2 separate regions of the Mus musculus genome follow, and region 1 is linked to region 2. A link is a loop called in an ENCODE intact Hi-C map of the cell type or tissue named here. Cell type or tissue: heart. All regions are shown on one strand. Links, peaks and the distances in the headings refer to the core of each region. The heading gives the core; the rest is flanking DNA. Region 1 holds the start of Gm33473 (a long non-coding RNA gene). Region 2 has its middle 27 kb from the start of Timm8a2.

Region 1 (8,432 bases), core at 325-8,324, 67 kb after region 2:
TTGCTGCCCATGGCATGACGATAGTAAAGCTCCAGAGATCTCCTGGTATACAACTCTTAGCCTATCTTTTTTGTTCCCATGACAACCACTGGATTGTGTGTAGATCACCTGTAACTCACAGCTGTCTCCCTAAAAGCAAATTTCATTTTGATTATGCTTCATACTGTGAGCATGTGGGTGTAACTAAGAAAAACTAAAACTGTTTTGGCCTTAACATGTTCACACACCAGTCAACACAACACTTTTAATGCATTGGGGATGGGTTGGGAGAGGGAACTTCCTAACACACAAAGCCATTCTCCAGGAGACAGCACTCAAAGTCTTGAAACTTAATTCAAATATTATTCACAGAATTAGATAACAAACAAAACAACAATAACAACAACAACAAAAACCCTCAGCCAGGGCAGTGGTGGAGCACGCCTTTAATCTAGGCACTCAGGAGGCAGAGGCAGGTGATCTGAGTTTGAGGCCAGCCTGGTCTACAGAGCAAATGCCAGGACCTCATAGAGAAACCCTGTCTGGAAAAACAACAAAACTAAACACAAACCCAGCAGTTACACAGGCTGCTCCCACCTGCCCAGTTTTACCTGCACTTCCAACTGTCTGCCCAGCAAACGTCCTCAGGGCACTCTGCACACACACTTCCCCACTGAAGAGCACAGCAATGGGAGGCCTAGCCCTCTCTGAGCCCCAGCCTCCAGGAGCCTTCACGTGTTCAGTTATGTAGACACTATGACAATCTTGTCCTTGTGAGTTCTTAGGGAGGAAACGTTATAAAGGCAACTGATGAAATCAACACCACTGGTATTTAGCCCACCCTTCAGCCTTTTTGCCCATGGAAATATTAGGGGTTAACGGAAAGTTCTGGTCTCTCATCTCAAAGCTGGTTCCCCTGGCTGGGAGGCTATGATCACCAGGGAGTGTGTTTTTTCTTTTCTTTCTATTTTTGTTTCAAACAGGTTCTCTACTCATAGCCCAGGGGTAAGCTTTCAGGAGCCCAGGCCACTCCATGGCCTATGACTTACGGCTGTCCTGTGTCTGGATTACCAGCATGGGTGGCCACACCTCATCTGTCACTATCACTCCTTATAGCTCTCAGTTCTTAAGCAAATGCAATCCCCTGATGTCCCACAGTTGTTTGGGGACTCTAGTCTTCCTCCCCTCCCCTGGGCTTTGCAATCCCACCTGATGGCCTTGTCTAGATTCCTCCACACACTACACTGTGCAGAGGTGCCATGCCCCAGCGCTGCACAGGGTCTAGCAGGGACACCACCCCACCACTGCTTTACCTTCTGGAAGTAGCTCAGGCAGCTTCTTGCACACACACAGGGCAGTATGCTGTATTAGTGTCCAAAAGGGCACAAGTGAGTGAAGTTCCCATAGTTCTGTCCTTTCAAGAGCTCATGCCTTGGCCAGGCAGTGATGGCGCACACCTTTAATCCCAGCACTTGGGAGGCAGAGACAGGCGGATTTCTGAGTTCAAGGCCAGCCTGGTCTACAGAGGGCTACACAAAGAAACCCTGTCTCGGAAAACCAAATAAATAAATAAATAAATAAATAAATAAATAAATAAAAAGACACACAGATGTCCTGCAAGGTCAAGCTGTAAACAAGTCAGGACAGACAGAAAAAGTCTGTGATTAGGCTGACAAAAAGGATAAAAAGAAATTGAAGCAGCTAGGAAGAAAGCAGGAAGTTCAGGAACAGGGTAGCCAGGAAAGGAGCTGTTGCAGGAAGAGCAGATGCTTATGAGGAGCAGTGGAGCCTCCTCCTGTCATGGGGCTACTGGTGAAGGCGCTTCAATAGATGGAGGCCAAGGCGGCCCCTCTGGCAGGATTCTGAGAGGGTCTGCGTTAGCTGGGAAGCTCTTGCATGCTTTGCAGCCTGGAGAGCGGTAGCCTGTGTGATGCCTCTTGGGGCTTCACTCATCTGGACAGAGTCAGTCTATGAGGAACTTCATGAGGCCAGACAAGTGGCAGAGTGCCAGATGTGCTTTGGCCTTTCACAAGTCTTCTTCAAGTAGTTATGACCCAGAAATGCTTGCGTGCTTGACTCGGGTTGGCTGACTTGAAAACTGGCTTTAGTACTCAATGTGTCCTTCTGTGGCATGTGCCTGTCATCTGTACATTCAGTCAGGGCAGCGTTGAGGGCAGCGGGTCAGACACGGTAACTGCTCCCCCAGCCTTGTGTCTCCAGTGGATCATAGTCACTTTGCTATTGGGTCTGGCTTGTTGCTACCAGGGCCAGTATCTGACATTTCATAGGCTCATGGGCTTTGTGGGGATTTGTATGTTTGTTTTTATTTTTGTTTTGGATTTTTGAGACCAGGATATCACTGTGTATGTAGCTCTGGCTATCCTGGAACTCACCTGTAGTCCAGGCTGTACACACAAACTCACAGAGACCCAGCTACCTCTGCCCCTCCAGTGCTTAGGTTAAAGTCTTCCATGGGCAGAGCAGGTTAACGCCCTCAGTCATCTACTTAGTGTAAAGAGAAGTGGCTTGTGGGTAATAAAATGCAGCATTCGGATTTACTGGGATAGCCAATGACTTGGCTGGTCATCCAGGAGACTGGAAGGTAGGGCCCAAGGAAACCTGAGGGAAGGCAAGTGTACACAGATAGAGGAACATGTTGGAAGTGTGGTGGCTGTTATCTCAGGCTAATTCCTACCATGGACGTCCATCATAGAAAAGGCAACACGCAGGAGATAGACAGAATGACGGCAACATTATTATTGTCTATCTCAGTACCAGCACAGGAAGAGTAGCCATGATGACATGGATGGAGGTTACAAATGGGCCCTGTGTACCCAGGATGATCTAGCTACTGCCATCATGGAATATCTAGTCTGCTATGAGCAGACAGCAATGAACTGGATACACTATCACCTTCGAGAAGAAATGGCTACTTAGTGCCAACACTGGGCACTGATAACCTGGAGTCATGGCTCTGTATGCTGAAGACTTGCCTCAGCATAACTGTATTGATGATACATAGGGCCTTTAAGGGTTAATTATGGCAAAGTAAGGTCATTAGGTGGACCCTAATCCAAAAGGAACAGTTTCCTTATAAAAGGAGGATTAGGGCTCAGAACAAAGTACCTCAAAGTCGGGCACCCTGGCACACTGTGTAATTTGAACTGAAGGACCCTGGAAGCCTCAAAAGCAAGACCTCTCTAGCCTTTTCCTACCATCTCATCCTGGGGCAAGTCACAGAGACTAGAAACCCACTCACCCAGAGCACACCACAGAACCAACAGAGGCGTTCTTTCCTCTTTCTGAAGACTCTTATCTCAGATGGTCCTATCAGGTACCCAGGAGGGGAGGAAGCTACAGAGAGGCCAAGAAGTCTGCACAAACAGGCTCTGCTGGGTTCTCTATGCTACCACACCACACCCATCCTTTCACTCTTCTCAGGGGTCTTGTAGGATCTACTGCTTCCCTCCTGTCAATCACAAGGCTTCACTTCAGTTCTGTTGACTGTAGCCAGAATCCTTCCCACACAGCTCCCTACTCTTGGTTCTCACACCTACGAGTGAGTCTGTAAGCCACCTCCACCCCCACCTCTGGTCTCTTCACAAGAGCACATGCCAGCCATCATGGAACATGTCATGGGTATCTGTGTCACGTGCTCCAGTTGCTTCCAAGTCCAACAGGGCTATAAGGAACAACTTAGGTCTCTGTCTTCTATCACTTACTCCCCCTAAAGACAAACCCTGGACCCCACATTCCAAAGACGGCAGACTAGACTTTAATACTCGAGGCCACCATGAGTCCTGAAGCCCCACCTCTTTTACCTGGGGAAGGCAAGATAGAAGGATGGCAGGAGAATTCTGCATCTCTCACCACCCCAAAAGATGAAGGAGGAAGTGGGAAGTGAGGGGTCCAATGTGCTGGTCACAGTGTGCGAGGAAAAGCAGATCAGGAAGTCTTAGCTGGGCATGGAGCAACTTCCCCTTTCCCTGTCTCCCTTGAAAGACAAGTGTCATGTCAGAATTTTGGCTAAAGTAGTATTTGTAGGTAATTGTGCAATGGCTCCGGGTTACTGCGGGCTCATCTATGAAAACACAGCATTTATATGATGTAGTCACTGGCTGTTCCCTTAAGGTTTTCTGATCTTGGTATTCACTTTAGCCAAGGAAAATCATACAACTTTCCCCTGTTCCCCTTCCATGGCACATGACTAGCACTTTCAACAGGAAGACATTGTGGCTTTGACAAGATTACAAACACTGATAAATATCCTATCTCATTAACTAGGTCGGTGTTTCTCTTAGAAATAATGCTAAAGATATGAATGTCCAATCTGACCAACTGTTCGGCTGTAATTTTGTTACCTTAAAAACAAAACAACAGAAACCCCAGACACTAACAAAAGCGACCTGACAGACCTGCACTCTCCTTCTCCAGAAAACACATCAAAAGATCAGTGTGAAGTACAGGATTGAAGCGGAGGCCACCACACGTTCTCACTCGTCACAGCGGGAGGAAGCGCACACCTCCGGTCACGCGGGCCTTACCTGCTGCTGCCTTTGACGCCTCACTTGTGCAAACTGAGAGAGCATCAGCTGCCGGTCCAGCTGCTCCATCCTCTGCTGTCTCTGGATGTCCACGGTGGCTCCCATCCCAACCCTGGCCTCGCTGGTGGGTTCTGAAGATGAGAAGATGGGCTCAAGGGCCCAGGAGAAGAACTCGGCCATTCTGCCAGGGATGCGGAGCACCTGGTGGACCTGGAGCACTTTGCGGTCATAGCACATGCCAGAGATCTACAAGGAAACATCCAACTGGTTATTCAAATGCAAGCAAGAATGTCATGGAGTATTAACAAGGAATCAATCATCTCAGAGGGCATTCTTCTAGTTTGAGCAGTATCACTAAGTCTTATCAAGTAGCAGACATCAAACAGTACAAACAATTCAACCTACTTGGTAAAACAAACGTATTCATCTGGAGTTTGCAAAATCCTGACCATTTTACTCTACAACTACAAGTACAGTATTTAAGGATCAATGTTTCGATTTTAAAAGACATCCAGAGGCTGGGAGATAGCCTGTACTCTGGTGCTTTCTGGGCTGCTTGTGAACCTGAGTTCAACAACCCAGTACTCAGGTGAAAGCCAGGCATGGCTGCATGTGCTTGTAACCCCAGCGCTGGGGGCTGAGACAGCTGGGACCAGGTGCAGGTGCGAGCCATCTGAAGGAACCAGGTGGATGACACACCCCGAGGAAGGCTTTTGACCTTCAAGCTTACATACACACACCCCTAAAGTTAAAAAAATCAGATCCACAAACAGATTGATTTTCTAAACAGTCTCACACTGTGCCAACTCTGTGGCACCATCACTGTCTGATGGCCACAAGAGAGACACCTGACCCGAGAAGAACAGCCTCAAACTCTGGCTTTACTCACACAGTGCTCAAGTACGGACATTTCCCTAGATGTTTAGCTGTGTGTTACTATTAGTAAGCAATTAATACATCTGTAAAAATATTTTTCTTTTTACAAACAAATCTAATTTTTTTATCTTTAAAGCCATTTATATGGATAAAAAAAACCCCTCAATATTGCTTTCTGGATAAAAATGACCATGAATATTCTTCTAAATACATTTAAAAAAGACTTTGACTCTAACTTTTAGGATGGGAGTATTCACACTAGACAAAAGAGTTTAATGACCTTTTTAGTAGAACCAGAAAAGTATTCCATAATATTTATTTGTTTGTTCTTGCTGTTATACTGAGACGGGGTCATGTTATAAGTAGTCCAGGCTGGCCTGGAGCTTGCAATATTCCTGCCTCAGCCTGCTGAGTCCTGGGATTACATACGCACTACTGTTGGCACCGGGACATTCCAAACCTAGGAGTTAACAGTGCAACCTGTGACCTGCAGACCAGTTGCCAAGCCAACGACCACCATATCCCAGAACCCACTTGGCTCACCTCCCACCCTTACTTGTGTTACAGCATTCTCCATATAAACAGGGAGAACACATCCCTCTCGCTCTCTTCTCTCCTCTTCTCTCTCTGCCACTCCCTTGTCTCTCCCTCTCAATAAAACCTCTTCATGAGGAACTGCTTTGGCCTAGTGTGCTCCTTGGTGACCGGCTGTACTAACACATCAACTTCCATGCTGAGCTTCAGTGACTCAGGCAAGAGTATCTCAAGAACCTGCTCTGAGAACACTGTAGAGAACAAAGGAAGGAAACTGCACACACAGCAAGATTAGTACTTAGTGCACAGGAAAGACGGTGAACACATGAGACCATGCGACCGTCAGGCACGCTCTGTGAAGGAAGTCACAGTGACTTAGATGAAGACCTACTCGAGCCAGTAAGGACCCTATTTCAGGATGACAGGGTGCCAGGGAAGACTGAAGACAAAACATTCCAGCTGGAGAGAAGGTGCCATGGAGGATGGACAGACAGTGAGTGGGTGGAACACCAGTTCGGGGTCCAAGGGAACAGTTAGGGAGAGAGAGCACATAGACCAGTGTGCACGATTTAGGCTGAGAGAGTAGGTAGCACAGGGAGGCACATGAAGGAAGCCAAGGGCTTTGGGGTGAAGGTGAGCCCAGGCAATCTGGTGTCAGTGGAGCCTTAAGGAGAATGCCAGAGAGGAGCAGGCAGCAACGGCAAATGCAGCAGCTGAGAAGCAGTGAGGAAACATCCATGGATGGGGCCCATGGAGGCCTCTGACCCCAGGGCAATTTGGAGCAGAGTCAGGAGCAAAGGATAGAATGAAGCAGGCTCCAGAGGGCACAGTGAGGAACTTGAACTTGTGGTTTCAAGTCATTCCTGTGGCTCCACTAACAAAATAGTACAAAATAAGGGAGAAAATGAAACAGAGATTTCCAGGTGCAGTGAAACCAGAGAGCCTGTGTGAACCTGAACCTCACACAGTGGAGTGACAGCAGGATGTGCACACATCTGCAGATGTGCTCCTGAGACTCAGCTCAGAGCCCAGAGCCAGGGCTGTAGGAGGCAGCAGTGAGGTGGCTGATGACCCAGGTCTGAACCCCATGCCCCCAGTGCCCCATCTCCCATGAGGTGAAGGAAGATCCTGAGATGGAGAGCGAACATACAGGGAGCCTGGACAACACCATAGCCACACATCATAGAACCAGAGGAAGAGGCAAGGGTGTGGGGACAGTGGGATTACAGACAAAGAAACAGCAGTTGAGAGTTCTTCAGGGTGATCAAAATATAATATAAATAACATGAACTTAAAATATAATCCAAAGTTAGGTCAAAGGGTTAGCAGGTAAAGGTGCCTGCCCCTAAGACTGATAACTTGACTGTGGGTCTGAGAACTCACTCGAGGAAGGAAGGAACCCCAACTTGAGCACCCATTACCCCATCCCCACCCCCACAATAAACAAATGGTGAAAACTTGATTATACTAGTTTGCAAGAAATAAGAGGACGTCAATCTACTTGTAGATGCACTGAAGTGCACAAGAGGGAAATTCCTAAAGGCATCAGGCAGCCTGAAAGAGAACTTGACATACTATGAGCACATGCTTGGAATAAACCATTAGGAATAAACCCAGTTAAAACAGGAACCCTGAGAGGGAAAATGAAAAGCAGTGTAAGGGCCACACGCGCACGCACAGGCACACAGTTTACATGTGTGAGTATCTTGTTGCATGTATGTATGTACCCCATGTGTGTGTCTAGTACATCCTGAGGTCCTGAGACTGGAGTTATGGATGGCTGTGAACCACCCCACGTGGGTACTGGGAATCAAGGAATCAAACCTAGGTCCACTGCAAGACCAACAGGTGTTCTTAACCATGAACCCATCGTCTCCAGCCCTGCAAAATAAAAATAAACAAATAACAAGGTGTCTGCCAGTCCTCAGAGTCCTCGGGACTATCCAAGGGTTACATTTTTTAAGCACTGTGGTGGGAAAATGCTGCTGGGCAAGAATGAGGACGTGCTTTATGACGTCACCCTTGTCTGATCAACCCAGTGGTGAGCTGGCAAAGCCATCCCACAGTTGAGGGGCATGTGGGCAGGAGCTTGCATGGGAAAGAAGAGTTCACATGTCTCTAGATCCTCTGTATGACCCTGAGTTAAACACACCACACGGGCTGGCAATGTTTCAGTTCACAATGCATTAGAATCGATCAAGCTGTGAGTATCCTATACTTGATAATCACAGCAGCCCATTCCATGGAAAGATATGATACCAGTAAATACATTAAAACTTTGCCCAGTTGTTACCCAGGTCTCCACAGTATTACTTATGCTGTATTAATACTCCCAGTGTTTTGGAGTCAGGGGTTCACTAGGCCAAGGTGGTTTGAACTCACTATAGAATGACCTCGAAGTTCCGATCACCCTGCCTCTGTCTCTACCATAGTGCTAACACTACAGATGTGCACTACCAAGCCCAGTTTCTATGTGCTTCATGCATGCTAGCAACACTG
Region 2 (8,432 bases), core at 303-8,302:
CCGGGAATTGAACTCAGGACCTCTGGAAGAGCAGTCAGTGCTTTTAATGGCTGAGCCATCTCTCCGATCGCAACCATGACGACTCTTATAAGGGAACATTTCATTGGAGCTGGCTCACAGTACAGAGGGTTAGTCCTTTATTGTCATGGTGGCACACAGGTAGACATGGTGCTGGACTGGAGCTGAGAGTCCTACATCTGGGTCTGCACCCAGCAGGAAAACAGTGACACCGGGACTGGCTTGAGTATTTGAAACTGCAAAGATCACCCCCAGTGACACACTTCTTCCAACACAGCTACACCTTCTAAAAGCGCCACTCCCTAAGGGCCTGTTGAAGTCATTTTCACTCAGACCACCACAACCTGGGTTTGGATCCCAGCATGTCACATGGTGGAATCAGTGCTGAACATCAAATCCTAAAAGCCTACATTAAGCACATGCCCAACTACTGAGCTACTGCACCCCAACTCTAGGCTATTCTTACTCGTGTGTGTGTGTGTGTGTGTGTGTGTGTGTGTGTGTGAGTGTGTGTGTTTTCAGATACACTTGCTTGGGATTCACTAGACGCCAACTGTCCTCTGTCGCTCTCCACTGTACTTCCTGACCCGGGGTCTCTCACTGAACCTGGAGCTCACTGCTTCAGCTACACTGGCAGGTGAGGCCCTGGGATCAGTCTTTTCCCTCCTCCAGTGCTGGGGTCCAGGCACCAGGCACTCACTGCACATGGCTTGGGCAGCAAGCACTTTACCCACGGAACCACTGCCCCAGCTCTGTTCTTTGTGTATCTGCACACTGCCCACTGTTCTACAGAACTTAGAAATTACAGGTAGCTCCAGCTAGAGGATATTTTGGTTTAAAACAACTTCAGTACCAAATGCTCATGCGATCACTGGGGAAAATGGTAGGAAATATTTAGTTCAACAAGTAAACAGGATAGCAGGCTTGAAGATGATTCCACATTTTGATCACAGTGCATTCTAAGAGTAACCTGAATTGAGAGAGGACGTTTCTGTATCTGTGCCTGAGTGAAACGCAGTAGAAGAGGTTGAAGTACCAGTCTTTGCACAGGTCCTCTGGTGCCCTCTTCTGATCAGATGTGGTACTGAAGCCCAGGCTGAAGTGGGTGGGCCCCTTGGGGTTTTGTAAGGGTCCCCCTCCCAAAAGGCCACACTTCTGTTAAACCTTCTGCAAGCAGACTAAGGACTTGGTCAGAACCTCATGACTGTGAGGAGATGAAATGTTGCAAAGTTATCTTGGGCTAGCTTTGGCCCCTGTAGTTGCTACTCATTGCAGATCTGTCTGACATAACACTCTTGTGACCTTCCAGTGTAGCCTTTGGGATGCATGAACAGACCACAAGCCTACATTGTCCCTAAGGTTGAGAATGTGACAGAGCATGCAGCGCTCCCTTCAGCATGGTGAGACCCACAGCAGACATGTCCCCATTTTGCTGTAACACAGGTAAACATGCCTCCACCAATGGATTTGGAAGAGCTTTAGGGGTTTTTCCTGTACTTATAAGAACATGCCATGTATGAACAGTATTTGGGGCAACTTGAATCCATCTTCACAGGCCTTAGTCATGCATTTTGCCTTCAGAATTAACTACTTCTTATTCCCTTTGAGGTGAGAACTGTACTGTGTGTGGATAGAGTTCTGGTAAAGCCAGCGGGACATTTCCTTGGAATAATGTTTGTAAATGCCTAAAGTAAAGCAAAGAGTGGATGAATTACTGTATGGAAATACAGAGACACTAGCACTGGAGTGCAGAATAAACGTGTTTGTGATTTAATAACTTATTAAACAATTAGTAAATTATAATTTCAAAGTTATGAGACATTAAACATAAAAAAGGAGAAATGTTCAGATCTCTATAGCAATGGCAATCTGTATGTAAACACCTGTGGTTTTTGCCAGCGGAAAAGCAGTAGAGGATGTGTTGAGGAAGTTCTCACAGCTGCCAATAACAATACACCACAAACAGGGTGGCTTAAAGTGAGATTTTCATGCTCCTGCTCGCCTGGGAGATGAAGTTCTAAACTCTAGGTGTAGTCAGGACCATGCTCTCTCCAGGGCTCCTGTTTCATCCAGCTTCCGGTGAGCCTGGGATTTCCATGGCTCATGGCTAGACTACTCCATCTTTGCTTCTGTCTTCATGGACTTGTCTATATAGCTTTCATTATGACACGGGACATCCTGAACGGTACCCAGGGAACAGCTATTTCAAGGCAATAAGCATTCACTGTGGTCACTGTGTCCTGCTGTGATCAGAGAGGATGCCCTCGCTGCTGAGCAGGATCCAGACAGCATTGTCAGGTAGCATGGTGCTTTGTGCGATCAACCCCAGGCTTCTAGCATTCCAGAGATCAAGGCAAAGCAGAGACATTTAGATAGGAAGAGTATCTTGTACTGAGGCTTGTAGAACTTGGTTTGGGTCTAGGATGTTGGGAGAATGAGAACCATCAAGACAAATATCAGATGTCAGGAACAGAATAAGATGAAATAAAACCCCAGAAAGATGTTTGATACATAGCTTAAAAGTTGCACTATTTTATTAAGTACACACACACAGAGCCACCTTGGCCATTGTAACATAAGCTAGGGTCATATGAAGAAGAGAACCTCGGTGGGAAAATGCTTCCACAATACTGGCCCATAGGCAACCCTAGGCATTTTCTTGAGTAGTGATTGATGTCGGAAGGCCCAGTCCACAGTGGACAGTGCCACCTTCAGCAGGCAGTCCAGAGATGTCTACGAAAGCAGGCTGAGCCCGTCATGAGGAGGGAGCCAGAGAGCAGCATTTCTTCAGTTCGTGCTTCTAGGTTCCGGCCCTACTCAGTGACTATAAAGTGCAAGATGAAATAAACCTTTTCCTCTCCAGGTTGGGTTGGGTCAGAATTTTTATCACAACAACTTCTCAAGAGGCACACACCACAGTGCTTTACTTTTGACGTAGGTGTTTGAGATTTGAATTTCAATTTTGGATGGCAAGTGAACCTTACTTACTCACTGAGCCACCTGTCCAGCCTGAAGAATTAAAAAAAAATTTTTTTTTTACTTTTTTGTTTTATGTGTATGACTTTTGGCTGTGTGTACATGGGCGCATCGTATGCATGACTGGTGCCAACAGAGGGCAGGAGAGGGCATCGGATCCCAGGAACTAGAGTCATGGGTAGTCGTGAACTGCTGTACCAATATGGAGAATGGTGCTCAGGACCCCTGGGTGAACAGCAAAGGGCTCTTAAGTGCTGACCTATCTCTCTCTCCAGCACTAACACTTCCCCCACCCCTGGTGGAGGCGGGGATTGACTTTTAGAGACAGGATCTCACTGTGTACCACTGACTGGCCTAGGACTTGTTCTGTAGGCCAGGCTGTCCTCAAATCAAAACCACCTGCTTCTGCCTCCTGAGTGCTGGGATTAAAGGGATGTTATTCTACCACCACTGTGCTCAGCTCTGGGTGATCTTTACTAACTTATTTTTGATGTGTAAGAGTTTCTCTGGTGGTGGCTACATGGCAGGCACATAGCCCAGGATGTCTTTGCCTGAATCCCCAGCTTCATATGTCACTGGATTCTTGCAGTTGCAATGCTGCCAAAGTCCTTCACTCATGTTATGGACCAGACAGATCCTGCAGTCTATTTGAAGTGTTTGGATCAGCTGTGATCCCGGCTGTGATATCCCAGTGATGAATGAACGTGGTGTCTTGTCAGGAGGCATTTCCTGACAGTTTAGTTCTGTTTATTTTTTGGTGGTGATCTAAGAAAATGGCCAGGTCTGGTGGCTCAGGTCTGTACTCTCAGCTACTCAGGAAGCTGAGGCAGGAGGATCACAAATTCAGTGCCCGCCTAGGGTACAGAGTAAGTTCAAGACTAGCCTGGGCAGCTGAGAGAGCAGTGTGCCCTCAGTTGGCTCTCTCTGTGGGAGCCCCAGTGTGTCCCTGGACTGGCTTTCTCCATGGGAGCCCTGGGCTTCTGCAGGGTCTGCCCTGGGCTGTCAAAGGTCACCATCTCTACTGTGTCACTACTTCAGTCTCTCAAATGGAGGATCCTTTTCATTCCACTGCTCTAAGTTGAGCCAGTGAAGTACTGTACCATTAAGCTATACCCCAGTAGACTTCATTAACTAAAAATAATTTTCTTTGCAAAGAATCCACACAGAGCTCGCTTTAGAGAAATACTGTTGTTGTTGCCTCGTGGGGTCAGTGGCTAAGAGCAAGGGATTAGCCCTGTAGTGAAGTTCTGGCCTGTTTCCTAAGCTGTGTGACTCATCCTGAGAAACAGCTTTCTAGTCTATATATGGAAATTCATCCAATGAAGTTCTTAGAGTATTTTTTTTTAAGATTTTAAATTTATTTTAGCTGGGTGGCGGCGGCACGTGCCTTTGACCTAAGCACTCAGGAGGCAGACATTGGCAGATCTCTGCGTTTGAGGCCCACCTGGTCTACAGGGTTCCAAGAGTGCCAAGGTTACACAGAGAAACCCTGTCTTGAAAAAAAAATAAATTTATTTTTTATTTTATGTATATGAGTGTTTTGTCTGCATGTGTCAAGTGTGTGCAGTACCGGTGTGTAGCACACATATGTGTACTGTATAGACATAGGTGTGAGGGCCCCAAAACAGGCCTTGGATCCTCTGAACTGTAGTTACAGATGGTTATGAACTGCTGGCTGGGTGCTTGCAACCAAATCCTAGTCATTTACAATACAGAAAGTTGTCTTAGCTGCTCAGCCTGTTGTAACTGATTTGTGAAAGGAGGCTTATAGAAGACTTCCCCAGCACACTGCCAGGCTACAAGCTGATATTACATTACCATCACAACTACAATAGTCAACCAATTACACTAAAAATACGGCTAACCAAGGAGAATCTGCTGCCTTCTCACAGTGTGCCCGCCATGCTCTGTTTCTGCCACCAGGGGGCATAGGATGAACCCAAAGTATTGAGAAAGCCAATCTGGTACTTCCCCTTGGGGGCAGTCTAAAGTTGCATGCCTGGGTGCCTCAGGGTGTATCCTGGATCTCCACTTCAGGTTCTAAAGGCCAGACTTTATCTGTGGCAATATTAGCTGCTAACTGCGTGTTTGCTAGGCTGTTAGGGAAGTCTGGGGTGTGTGTTTGTGTGTGTGCTTGCACATTTAAGTATATTCTTTTTTTATGTTCATATTCTTTTTTGTTTTATTGTGTTATTTTATTTTATTTATTTACATTTCAAATGTTATCCTCTTTCCTGGTTTCCTCTCTGCAAACCCCCCTATTCCATCCCCCTTACCCTGCTTCTATGAGGGTGCTCCCCCCCCCCCCCCCCCCCGCCACCTACCCACTCCCACCTCCCTGCCCTAGCATTCCTCTACACTGGAGTATCAAGTCTTCATAGAACCAAGGGCCTCCTCTCCCATTGATGCCAGACAAGGCCCCTTCAGCTCTTTCAGTCCTTCTCCTAACTCCTCCATTGGGGTCCCTGTGCTCAGTCCAATGGCTGGCTGTGAGCCTCCGCAACTGTATTGGTCAGGATCTGGCAGAGCCTCTCAGGAGACAGCTGTATCAGCCTCCTGTCAGCAAGCACTTCTTGGCATCTGCAATAGTGTCTCGGTTTGGTGTATGCATGTGAGATGGATCCCCAGATGGGGCAGTCAGTCTCTGGATGGCCTTTCCTTCAGTCTCTGCTCCACTCTTTTCCCCTGTTTTTCCTTTAGACAGGAGCAATTCTGGGTTAAAATTCTGGAGATGGGTGGGTGGCCTAGAAAATATCCAGAGTGAGGTAACTCAGTCACAAAAGATCACACATGGTATGTACTCACTGGTAAGTGGGTACTAGGCAAAGGTTGTGGAATACCTACAATACAACTCACAGACCAAATGAAGCTCAAGAGGAAGGAAGATCAAAGAATGGATGCTTCTGTCCTACTTAGAAGGGGGAACAAAATAATCAAGAGAGGTAGAGGGTGGGAGGGACTTGGGAGGAAGAGAAGACGGGGAGGAGAAAAGAGGGGCAGAATCAGGTATGGGAGGAGACGAGGATGATATACAGAGGGTCAGGAAATTGAGCAGAGGAGTGTAGCAGTGGGGGATGGGGAATTGGGGGTAGCAACCAGAAAGCCCCATATGCCAGGAAAGCAAAAACCTCCTAGGACCCTACAGGGATGACATTAGCTAAAATACCCCACAAAGGGGAGGGAGAACCTGTCAAGACCATATCCAGAGTTTAGGCATGGCCTCCTGGTTGAGGGATGGGGCCACCCACCCACCTCCAAAATTTTAACCCAGAACTGCTCCTAAGTATATTCTTTTTAAAAAAAAATTATTAGATATTTTCTTCGTTTACATTTCAAATGCTATCCCAAAAGTCCCCTATACCCTCCCCCGGCCCTGCTCCCCTACTCACTCACTCCTACTTCTTGGCCCTGGAGTTCCCCTGTACTGGGGCAGATAAGGTTAGCAAGACCAAGGGGCCTCTCTTCCCATCCTAAGTATATTCTTCATATTTGGTATATCTCCAGGTAAAGGATAGAGCAGAACCACAATGAGAAAAGCTTGAACAGCGGCAGACCTAGCCCAGAAGGAAGCTGAGCAACTCTGAACTTGAGGCATCCTCACACCACAGAGATGCATACACACTGTACGCAAGCAAACCTGCAGACCCCTACATGCACTGGAAGGGCAGCTGGACTCATCAGCACGGGACTGGGATGAGAGGCTGATAGGGAGAAGACGTGAGGGGTCAGAAGACCCTGTCTGCTCTGCCCTCAGAGCCACACACCACAGCTGCAGCTCCATTCATATTTTTGGTGTGAAAACTAGGAAGAGTGTCCGAAACCAAGAGACCCGCTGGAGGCCCGTGAGACTCAAGAAGTGTCTGTGTGGCTTTTTTTTTTTTTTTTAAGGCTGCCATCATGGATTGAATGAACTTGTCCAGCCAGGCAAACCCTCAGGAGGCCTAGGACTGCCTAGTTAGGTGCCCAGGCTGGAACAAGCATAGAGAGGAAGGGGTGGCATCTGCAAGGTGAACCACTTTGATTAATCTGCCTTGATTGGCTCTGTGAGACTGTGACCTGAGGAGAAGCCTAACGTGAGGTTCACGACTACAATCACCTCGGCAAGAATGAAACCAAACCCATCGTATTTCTTCAATCAGGTAACAGAGTGCAAAACCTCCGGCTTAGCAGACCAAGGACTTCTGTGTTGTCTGTCCATTTTATCCGGCCACAGAGGAGGCTGAGATGCCTCTTCGACTGTGGCTTTAAAGAAGAGTGGGTTACACTGCGAGCAAGGCAGGCGTGTGAGACAAGATGGGGTACGCCCAGCAGTTCATCTGTTGAGAGAGAAAGGCTGCTGGAGTGGCTATGCTTGAGGAAGCCATGAGAAAGTTGAGTGGCCACTCAGGTCCCCTGAGGGGCTATCACATTGCACACACAAGCAGTAGTGTGTGAGGGACCTGACTCCATCTGTACTGGATGCTGGTTCTGGCTCTCTGTGGAAACAGGAGCTTAGGTGTGCCTCTCCCTCCCCCTCCCCTCCCACGTGGTTGTGCAGGGGGTGGGGGTGGGGGTGTCTCACAACACCACTTATCTCCCTGTAGCCTAGAGCCATTTGAAGAACTGATGAAGACTGCAGTTCTGGGGAGTCCAAATGTGCCCCAGCAAACACTGCTTACTGTAAGGCAGCCCATGACATCAGCAAGTAGACCATGGGCTGCTGGGAAACCCCACTCAAACCTGGCTTTTTGTCCCCAGTAGGAGCCTAGTTACCCAGTACTCCACAATGCCTGGGGAGTGACAGGGCCTTTCTAACATATGACTCTGACCAGTGGCTACATCCTTCCTCTTGTGACAGAGCACGGGTGCTCACTGACACCTGTTAGTCTGACTAACAAGGTATCTTGGCTGGGCTATTCCACCACAGGGATGCTTTCCCTTAAGCTCTGAAGCCTGCACGGCCCTGATCAAAACACAGGCAGAGCTGGTCTCTTCTCATCATCTCTGAGTCTCTGCCTGCCATTCTTTGTGTCCCAGTCATCTTTTCTTAAAGAAGGCATCAGCACCTGCCTCTTAGATTCTGGTCCATGCATTTGACCTCTTTATTTTGTTTGTTTGTTTGTTTGATTGACTGATTGATTGATTGATTGATTGATTTCCTTTACACACATTCTCAGGGTGTTGGAATTTAGACTTTAACACCTGTAATGGTGCTGGAAGTAGCAGAGAAATACACATTACTGATGAGGGTCCAGCCTGTGTTAGCCCTCAGAGGAGAGGGCTTTCTCAGCCCACCCCCCCACCAATATGAGTCTCATCCTTCCTGCTCAGGTCCCCTTGGAGGGAACAAATCCCTATTCTACGTGACTTTAGCTCTGGCTAAGACCTCCAGGCAGCTTTATACACACCGGAAGAGCCCAGGGATGTGGCACTCTACCTGCTCGAGGCAGTGAAGATAT

Evidence for each region. Peaks named below come from ENCODE experiments on the same cell type or tissue, not always from the same donor. Only the 100,000 strongest peaks of a DNase experiment are listed, where the experiment ranks them.
Region 1: it touches region 2 in a loop (2.0-fold over the local background); 3 of 42 quality-filtered maps call a loop at or near these places.

The regions. Positions count from the first base shown.
Region 1 is chr14:121,990,562-121,998,993 of GRCm38, reverse strand. Ubac2 (ubiquitin associated domain containing 2) reads right to left here. Exons shown (of 9, transcript NM_026861.2): 7 at 4,524-4,769. It overlaps Gm33473 (a long non-coding RNA gene), which reads right to left and starts at 4,514. Exons shown (of 2, transcript XR_874990.1): 1 at 591-4,514. In heart, for the core only: no CTCF peak of the experiment used is centred there; DNase peaks (open chromatin) are centred at 1,993, 3,933 and 4,623.
Region 2 is chr14:122,057,381-122,065,812 of GRCm38, reverse strand. No RefSeq gene overlaps it. Among named protein-coding and RNA genes, the nearest start is that of Timm8a2, 27 kb to the right of the region's middle. In heart, for the core only: a CTCF peak has its summit at 4,918 (motif pointing right); DNase peaks (open chromatin) are centred at 1,092 and 4,922; H3K27me3 peaks cover 4,909 bases.